Linked DNA regions of Mus musculus: regions 2 and 3 are each linked to region 1. A link is a contact called in ENCODE Hi-C or POLR2A ChIA-PET data. All regions are on one chromosome and are shown on one strand. The core of a region is the stretch at or near the end of the contact, and the rest is flanking DNA. Distances in the headings are between cores, read along the strand shown. Region 1 holds the start of Eif1 (eukaryotic translation initiation factor 1). Region 2 overlaps Rara (retinoic acid receptor, alpha). Region 3 overlaps Rara (retinoic acid receptor, alpha).

Evidence for each region. A loop is a pair of places that touch in the nucleus more often than their neighbours do. ChIA-PET counts read pairs that join two places held with the same protein, here RNA polymerase II (POLR2A).
Region 2: a loop to region 1 is called in a map of T-helper 17 cell, with 4 times the contacts of the local background. The contact joins the enhancer-like site here to the promoter of Eif1 in region 1. A Hi-C loop is called at or near these places in 1 of 37 maps with a recorded cell type or tissue (T-helper 17 cell). POLR2A ChIA-PET finds 5 or more read pairs at or near these places in 3 of 5 experiments (all embryonic stem cell).
Region 3: a map of left cerebral cortex shows a loop between it and region 1 (3-fold over the local background). The contact joins the enhancer-like site here to the promoter of Eif1 in region 1. A Hi-C loop is called at or near these places in 2 of 37 maps with a recorded cell type or tissue (both left cerebral cortex).

The regions. Positions count from the first base shown.
Region 1 is chr11:100,318,626-100,321,298 of GRCm38, forward strand. Eif1 (eukaryotic translation initiation factor 1) reads left to right here and starts at 1,324. Exons shown (of 4, transcript NM_011508.2): 1 at 1,324-1,535; 2 at 2,041-2,204; 3 at 2,323-2,424. The coding sequence starts at 1,505.
Region 2 is chr11:98,950,161-98,952,833 of GRCm38, forward strand. It overlaps Rara (retinoic acid receptor, alpha), which reads left to right. Exons shown (of 9, transcript NM_009024.2): 2 at 85-635. The coding sequence starts at 458. Among named protein-coding and RNA genes, the nearest start is that of Gm22061, 5.1 kb to the left of the region's middle. Within about 2 kb of position 1,362, at least 2 of the 3 ENCODE cell types and tissues checked have a DNase peak (open chromatin) inside an H3K27ac peak, as active enhancers do.
Region 3 is chr11:98,968,468-98,971,140 of GRCm38, forward strand. It overlaps Rara (retinoic acid receptor, alpha), which reads left to right. Exons shown (of 9, transcript NM_009024.2): 5 at 1,690-1,850; 6 at 2,026-2,202. Among named protein-coding and RNA genes, the nearest start is that of Gjd3, 13 kb to the right of the region's middle. Within about 2 kb of position 1,351, at least 3 of the 3 ENCODE cell types and tissues checked have a DNase peak (open chromatin) inside an H3K27ac peak, as active enhancers do; they include left cerebral cortex, where a contact is called at or near this core.

The DNA.
Region 1 (2,673 bases), core at 74-2,573:
TCTGCTGGGTCTCAAACTCGCAGGCATCTATCTGCCAGCCTCTGCCTCACAAGTGCTAAGATCAAAGGCGTGCCCCACCACACCCGGCCTATTTTTCTGGTTCTTCAGAGACAGTAGCCAGTCTAGTACTGAATTCACTTGACCTTGAACTTTTTCCTCTGGCTTCCTTCTCCTGAGAGCTGGGATGTACCACCATACCTAGAAGTTGGCAGTATTTTTAAGTTAAGAGATTTTATATAAAGCACCCACTCTTTGGGGAGCATTTGAATAAAGTCTGACACAGTAGTTATCAGCCTCTGGTTCTCCTATTGGCCCCCACAAACCCAGTTACATCACACTTGGCTGTCTCTTTTTTTTTTTTTTTTTTTTTTTCGGTTTTTCGAGACAGGGTTTCTCTGTATACCTTGGCTGTCCTGGAACTCACTCTGTAGACCAGGCTAGCCTCGAACTCGGAAATCCGCCTGTCTCTGCTTCCCAAGTGCTGGGATTAAAGGTGTGCGCGGTGGCACTTGCCTTTAATCCCACCACTCATGGGGCAAAAGCAGACCCCATGTGGCCAGCCTGGTCTATAGAGTTCCAGCACAGCCAAAACCCTGTCTTGAAAAAACAAAAAGAAAGGTTAACTGCTTTGAAAAAAATATTCACCTAGACTCTACAAAGGCTTTACCTCACACACAGGCTTGTAGGACAAAAGGCATCCTGTGAGGCTTGGACATTTTTTTCCTGGGGTCCCCACTCCTACCTAAGGGACTACTTCCTTCCTTAGAAGAATTAATCTAAATAATAATTTTTGGTTACCAATTTTAAAACATGCTAATCCAAATGATACCCTATATAAGGTCCAAATTTTGATCACGTTATTTTATGCTGATTAAATGGCTATATCTGTGAATACGTGCAGAGAAGGGTAGGTTGATGGGTGGCTGGATCAGTCGAATTTTGGAGGACCCGCACGTAATTACCCTTTAAAGCAAATCGATCCTCACCCTAAGACCCATCTCAGAGCTAGTGCCAGGACCCCAACAGGGTCAAGATGGTAGAACGTGCGGTAGGCGCAGGCGCGCTCGAAACCTCCGCCAGTTTTCGCGGCCGCTCAGACAACTACCATGCCCACTGCGCAAGCGCGCAGGCGGACCAAGCTTTCCCTCCCCCCTCTCGCCCCTCCCTGAGTCAACAGAACATCCTTTCCAGGCCAAACCCAGTGCGCACGCGTCAAGCCTTGACTCCGCCCCCCGACCAATAGGAAGCCGCAGCGCTCGGGCGTCCGGGAGCTTGACTCCATGGGTGGGGCCGAGACGTGAGGGCAGCGCGCTGGCGTCACAGGGGCGGCTATATAAGTGAATACAGGCGCCGCCCCTCCGCCCCAGTCACTGAGCCGCCGCCGAGGACTCAGCTGCCTCCCCCTCGAGCCCCCTCGCTTCCCGACGCTCCGTCCCCCCCGCCCGCCTTCTCCCGCAGCCGCCTTCCGCAGGCCGTTTCCACCGAGGAAAAGGAATCGTATCGTATGTCCGCTATCCAGAACCTCCACTCTTTCGGTGAGCCTGGGGAAGGTCGCGCGGGCCTGGGGGGGGGGTGGCGGGGTCGGAGCTCGGAGAGCCGCCGAGCGCGGCGAGCCCATCTTAGCTCGGGCTGGAGGGGTGGTGATGCCCGTGGAACCGAGATCTGCGCCCAGGGTCGACCTCTGAGGGTGCCCGGAAGAAACGGGTGGGAGGTGAGCCCTTGGGCGGGCCCGGCGTCTCGGGTGGCGCATTTACTAATGGCTCCTGCCTCTCGGCGAGCCACACCCGCCCCCTCCCGCCACCCCTGCGTCATGTCCTCTACGTCACCGTCGTTGTCTCGGAGCTGGGAGGGAAGGCCCCGCCTCGGGAGCCTGGCTTCCGGTAGGTTGCATCAGCCGGGTGGGGCGCTGCCTGCCCACTAGGTCTCTCCAGCACGTGATCAGCCTTGGCGGGAGGGCTGGCCTAGAGCAGAAAGCTAGCTCTAGTACTGGCCAGTTCCCGGAGGGACAACAAAGGACACCTCCGGATTATTTCTTCACAGACCCCTTTGCTGATGCAAGTAAGGGTGATGACCTGCTTCCTGCTGGCACTGAGGATTATATCCATATAAGAATTCAACAGAGAAACGGCAGGAAGACCCTTACCACTGTCCAAGGGATCGCTGATGATTACGATAAAAAGAAACTAGTGAAGGCGTTTAAGAAGGTGGGTCTGCTGTGGAGAGAGCACGTTGTATGGTCTACCAAGGGAGAGGGTGCAAACGTCAAGGGAGTCCGTGTTGATGGCATGGCCTCTTAGATGCTGCATCCTTTTGTCCTTGCAGAAATTTGCCTGCAATGGTACTGTAATTGAGCATCCAGAATATGGAGAAGTAATTCAGCTACAGGGTGACCAGCGCAAGAACATATGCCAGTTCCTGATAGAGGTGAGTTTAGGCCGCCCTCAATGCATTATGGGTTTCCTGAATTTCTAATCCTTACAGTTGAGCTTTTAAATACATGTAGACATTCCCACTTTCAAACAGTACTTGGGGGTGGCATAGGGAAGTTTTAGTAACAGTGGTCAATTGAACCATTGTGTCTACTGGGATAGACTGAAGTACTCTTCTTTATTGGGACTCCTTGCAAGGTGTATATGGGAGAATCTGTTGACGTCATGTAACCTGTCCCTCTCC
Region 2 (2,673 bases), core at 112-2,611, 1.4 Mb before region 1:
GGCCGCCCAGGTTGGGGAGCACCGTGGGGAATCCCCGTGTGCCCGCTCAGTGCCCACTTACCTGTGTCTTTCCTGTTTCTGCAGCACCACAGGACATGCCTCCCCCCAGCCACCTACCTGGGGCCCTTCTGGGAGTGGCATCCTCTTTGATACCCTGAAGACCAGCTCTGGACCTTCCTACAAAAGTGTCTCCCAGGACCGCTTAACCAAAGGACGGATTCTTGGGACATCCCCCAATCCACCTGGCCCCTCCGGCTAGGGAGGGGGACCCAGAAGACTAAAGTTGACTAACTTGGGACTTGCAGCTCCAGGGACAGAAGGGGGTGGGGGTGGGCTGACCACCCAACCCCCCCTCTGGGCCCCCCGGCCCCATGCCCCGAGGAAGAGGGACTGCGTGAAGGCCATCACAACTACCTGCCAGACTGTTTGCCTGCTCTTCTGACTGTGGCTGCTTGGCATGGCCAGCAATAGCAGTTCCTGCCCAACACCTGGGGGCGGGCACCTCAATGGGTACCCAGTACCCCCCTACGCCTTCTTCTTTCCCCCTATGCTGGGTGGACTCTCCCCACCCGGCGCTCTCACCAGCCTCCAGCACCAGCTTCCAGTCAGTGGTTACAGCACACCGTCCCCAGCCAGTAAGTCTGTGTGGGGAGGCTTGAGGGAAGGGAGTGTGGCGGGTGGCTGGCCTCTGGATTTGGGTTCCTGGACACATCTGTTCCACTGGAGGACCCGATGAGTGGCAAGGTCTTTTCTAGACCAGGGTGACCATTGTGTGGTGGTGGGTGGGGTTGGGACCTGAAGATGGTCCGTTTGATACTGGGGGTTAGAGGGGAGGTGAGACCATTTTGTTTCTTCCTATGTTGTCCCCCTTTGTCTCTGTGTCCCTGGTGCTATGCTATTGAGTGCCTTATAAATAGCTCTGAGTAGGAATGGATGCAGAGGCTGAGGTGGATAAACAAACCTCTCAACGTTTGGTGGAAATGACAGCCCTACACAGTGAGAATGAACCCCCCCCTCCATCCCCCCTCCAGTACTCTGAGGGAAAGGGCTTCAAGAGACAGTCCAGGGCAGCTCAGCACAGCTGGAGCCCTTGCCCTCCCCTTGCCAACTCCCCCGCCCCAGAAGGACAGGGAGGGACTCCATGGGGGCTTTCTGCCTGGACTCTGGCCTTGGACACATGCACAGGCTTGGCAGGGTGTTTTCTACCTCTCCTCTCTGCCATGAGGGTCACTCGTTGGCTGGGCGGGGGTCTCAGTGCCCTTCCCTGGCTGGCCAAGCCAGGTAGTGGGAGGTGGCGGTGGCTATAGCCAGCTGGCAAAGTCCAGGCTTGGGGCCTGCCAGGCCGCTTACAGTAACTCTGGCCCCCAGGGCCCAGCTGGGCTCCAGGCCAGAGCCTTAGAGGAGGGATCTGGGCCTGGCCTGGGGCTGGAGGGAGTGGAAGCGGCAGAGTCGGCCATGGCTGGCTGGCCGGCCGGCTGGTCAGCTGCTGACCTGGGAAACGTGTCCTACCTCTCCTGGTTGGCAGGGACAAGAGCACCCTGCCTGGCACCCACTGCCCCTCCCATTGGCAAGCTGTCTGGCACCACTGCCCTGTGTGCCCGGCTGGGCTGGGTCAGTGCCCCCTTCTTGGTGTGGGGGCCGCGCTCTCTCCCCGGAGCCAGGGAGTCTCTTTGTCCCTGGGGCAGGCTCTGGCTGGGCGCCTCACTGCCCACAACTGGATGTCTGCCCACAGCCACCATTGCTTCCTGGATCGCTGCCTATGGCTTTGTCGCAGCCCCCTCCCTTCCAGGCCTCACCAGCCTTCAGGAGCAGGTAGTCTATGCCTGTGAGCCTTTACACCCTAGGGTTAGGGAGTGGACAAGTGCTACCTCAGTTTCCTCTTTTTTAAAAAAAAAAAAAAGAAGAAGATATATTTCATTTATATGAGTACACTGTAGCTGTCTTCAGACACACCAGAAGAGGGCATCGGATCCCATTACAGATGGTTGTGAGCCACCATGTGTTTGCTGGGAATTGAACTCAGGACCTCTGGAAGAGCAAGCAGTCAGTGCTCTTAACCACTGAGAGGTCTCTCTAGCCCTACCTCAGGGTCCCTAAGCCTCCACTTTTTAATTCTGCCTTTTATTCTCTCCACCTTACTCAGCAGAGTCTGAGACCCCCTACTGTGTTCTGGTTTTTTTTTTTTTTTTTTCCTAGTCTGTGCTAATAAGGAGATCAAGCTCTGGGGCTCAGAGTTGCTGGGGGTATGGGGGGAAACCTATGTAAAAATACTCCCTGCATTTGAGCTTCCATCTCAAACATCCCAGGAGCTGGAAGAATTGTGCTTTCTTTCAGGGTGGAGTTTTTAAGACAGAAAGGAAAGCGGGTGGTGGCGGCGGATGCCTTTCACCCAAGAGGCAGAGGCAGGTGGAGTTCTGAGTTCGAGGCCAGCCTGGTCTACAAAGCAAGTTCCAGGACTGCCAAAGCTACACAGAGAAACCCTGTCTTGGGGAAAAAAAAAAGAACAAAACAAACCAAAGAGGAAGGAGGAGAGAGGAGAGGAGTTGGGGAGTCCTGGACGCCAGTGCCACCAAGGACCACTTATGCTTGCCCCGTGATGTCACAGGGGCCTGGACACATGAACCTGACTAGATGGAAGGTTGCAGGGGGATTTAGGATCTGGCCCCTGTGAGA
Region 3 (2,673 bases), core at 101-2,600, 1.4 Mb before region 1:
ATGGGGTGCCTGCCCCCAGGATAGCTTTCTTCTGGGTTTTGCTTGGCTTTGGGTGTGGCTCAGTAGCTTATCCCAGTCCCTCCTGTATCTTAAGGGAGAGGCCTGAACTCGAAAAGGTGTGAAGTTGGTCTGTATGTATGGGGGGGCTGACATAGGACCCCCTGAAGCCATTGTCTGGATAAACCTGGAACCCTGAGTTGGAAGAGAATTGGGCTTCTCAGATCCCAGAGGAAAGGGGGTTTCCAGTTTGGGCTCAGCTGAGGCCCTGACGGAGGGAGGGACAGAGGGGAGGGCTGGACGGGGAGACCCTCTTGTGTTGAATCATGGGTGTTGCCGTGGTGACCAGTGATTGATGATGTCAGAGATAAATGACGCTGACAGACGCCTCCTTGTCTGCGTGGCCGTTGCCATGGAGCCCGAGCCTTGGGGGATGAGGTGGGGGAGGGGGCTGCAAGACCCCCTCCAGCCCTTTGTGGGGAGGGGTGCTGAGAAAGATGGTTCTGACTAATGCACCAGCAGCCCCAGCCAGGAATTGGGGAGCTGGATATCCTGCTGCCTCCTGTCACCAGAGACACGGGAGTGCTGGTCTTGTACTCAGGAAGTAGTGACTAGTGACGGTCCTCTGCAGAGTCTGTGACAACTTGGGACGTGCAGAACTGAGACCTTTTGGTAAAGGGGCCGTCACTTCCTTCTCCCTTTGCCCCACCTTCCTTCTTTGAACTATTAGAACAGGACGAGGGTGGGGACCCCCTCTCCTTCCCACAACAACTCCCCCTTTCTTTCTCTCCCTCCTCTCCCTCTCCCGGCTGCTCCGTGCCCCGGAGCTGAGCAGCTGCCATTTCAATAGAATTAAAGCTTCCGAATGATAAACGTCTTGTCACAGCTGCAATTTTCTCTTCCCAAATTATCCCCCACTCTGCCTCTCCCTTCTCTCCCCTGCACTTTATTGAATTTGCAGAATCGACATGAGTGATCTCCAAATTATGCCAGCTTCCCCCCCCATCACCCCCCCCCCGTCCCCTCCCTGGACCCCCACCCCCACCCTTCCTTCCTCCCGCGTCAGCAGCCGCCACGGAGGCCCTGTGAGTGATTGTGTGTCTGGGATAATCGGCTGGTAACGACCCCATCGCTTCTTTAAAGCCCGAGCGGTGTGTGCGGCTCAGCGCCCCCCTCCCAGCGATCTGTCAGCTCCCCGGCTAATGGGCCAAGAGATTCTTCTGCCAGGGGGCCCCCATTCTCTGGTTGGGGAGCCTTATTCCCTGCCTGCCCAGGGAAGCTGCTTTGAGCCAGTCTTAGGAATCCCCCAGGGAGATCGCTGCCAGGAGAGCTGGGACAGCAGGGATTCCTGGCAGGCACCAAAGCGGGGACTCAGTGTGTGTGACTGCCAACCTGGGCACATGTTCTTAGAGTGTGGGCTGCTGCCATGGGTGCATGACGACAGGGTACCACACACTGGCGGAGGGCATATGTGCACATGTGTGGTGTGGCCTCAGCCACAGTCCCAGGCCCTAAAATAGGATTTAGGATATGAGTCAGACAGGTTAGTGTGGGGCACTGTTTTGTGGATCTGTCTGTCTGTCTGTGTGTGTCTGTCTGGGTGGTGGACAGCATAGGCTGGACGACCCCGAGCCAAAAGCAGTCACTCTCTAACCAACCCATGTCCCCCCTTCCACCCCTCCCTCCCCCCAGCGGTGCGAAACGATCGAAACAAAAAGAAGAAAGAGGCACCCAAGCCCGAGTGCTCAGAGAGCTACACGCTGACGCCTGAGGTGGGCGAGCTCATTGAGAAGGTTCGCAAAGCGCACCAGGAGACCTTCCCGGCCCTCTGCCAGCTGGGCAAGTACACTACGGTATGCCAGCCGCGAGGGGTACTGCACACCCAGGCCGCCTCTGCTGCCCTTCCCCTGTCTCCTCCTACACTGTCAGGAAGTGTAGGCTGAGCAGAGGGCGAAAGGCAGCGAGCGGCCAGGCTGAAGCGGGTGCCAGTGCCGTAGCTGAGGCCCTGACCCTCCCTGCCTCCCCCAGAACAACAGCTCAGAACAACGAGTCTCCCTGGACATTGACCTCTGGGACAAGTTCAGTGAACTCTCCACCAAGTGCATCATTAAGACTGTGGAGTTCGCCAAGCAGCTTCCCGGCTTCACCACCCTCACCATCGCCGACCAGATCACCCTCCTCAAGGCTGCCTGCCTGGATATCCTGGTGAGAGTCTGCCCCTGCTCTCCAGCCGGGTTCCGGCCCTTGTAGGATCTGTTCCCAGCCAGATGGCCACTTTCCCCGATGCTTTCCCCCGAATCCAAATCCCCCACCGCTCACGTTGGGCCACTTTCTTCCACTCCTGTGGGCACCTTGTCCACTTAGCTGTGTTGTGGGAAGGTGGCATTATCCTGGGAACAGGAAGTAGAAAGGTCTGCTGCTGGGACACAGTGCTGGATGGAGTTGGCACGCCAGAGCGTTTGGTGGCCTGAGTTGTGAGCGGGATGCTGGACGTAATAAGAACTGTCACGAGTGAAGGCTAAGAGGAGGACTCCCCATAATCACTCTCAGGGGTTCAGTCCACCACCTATTCCTTCAAAGACACATCCTAGGTGGAGAACTAGAAGTGTGGAGAGGCTTCTGGGAAGGGAAGGTCATCAAGTGCCGGGTCCCCAGTGCACAGATGGGGGAGGCGCC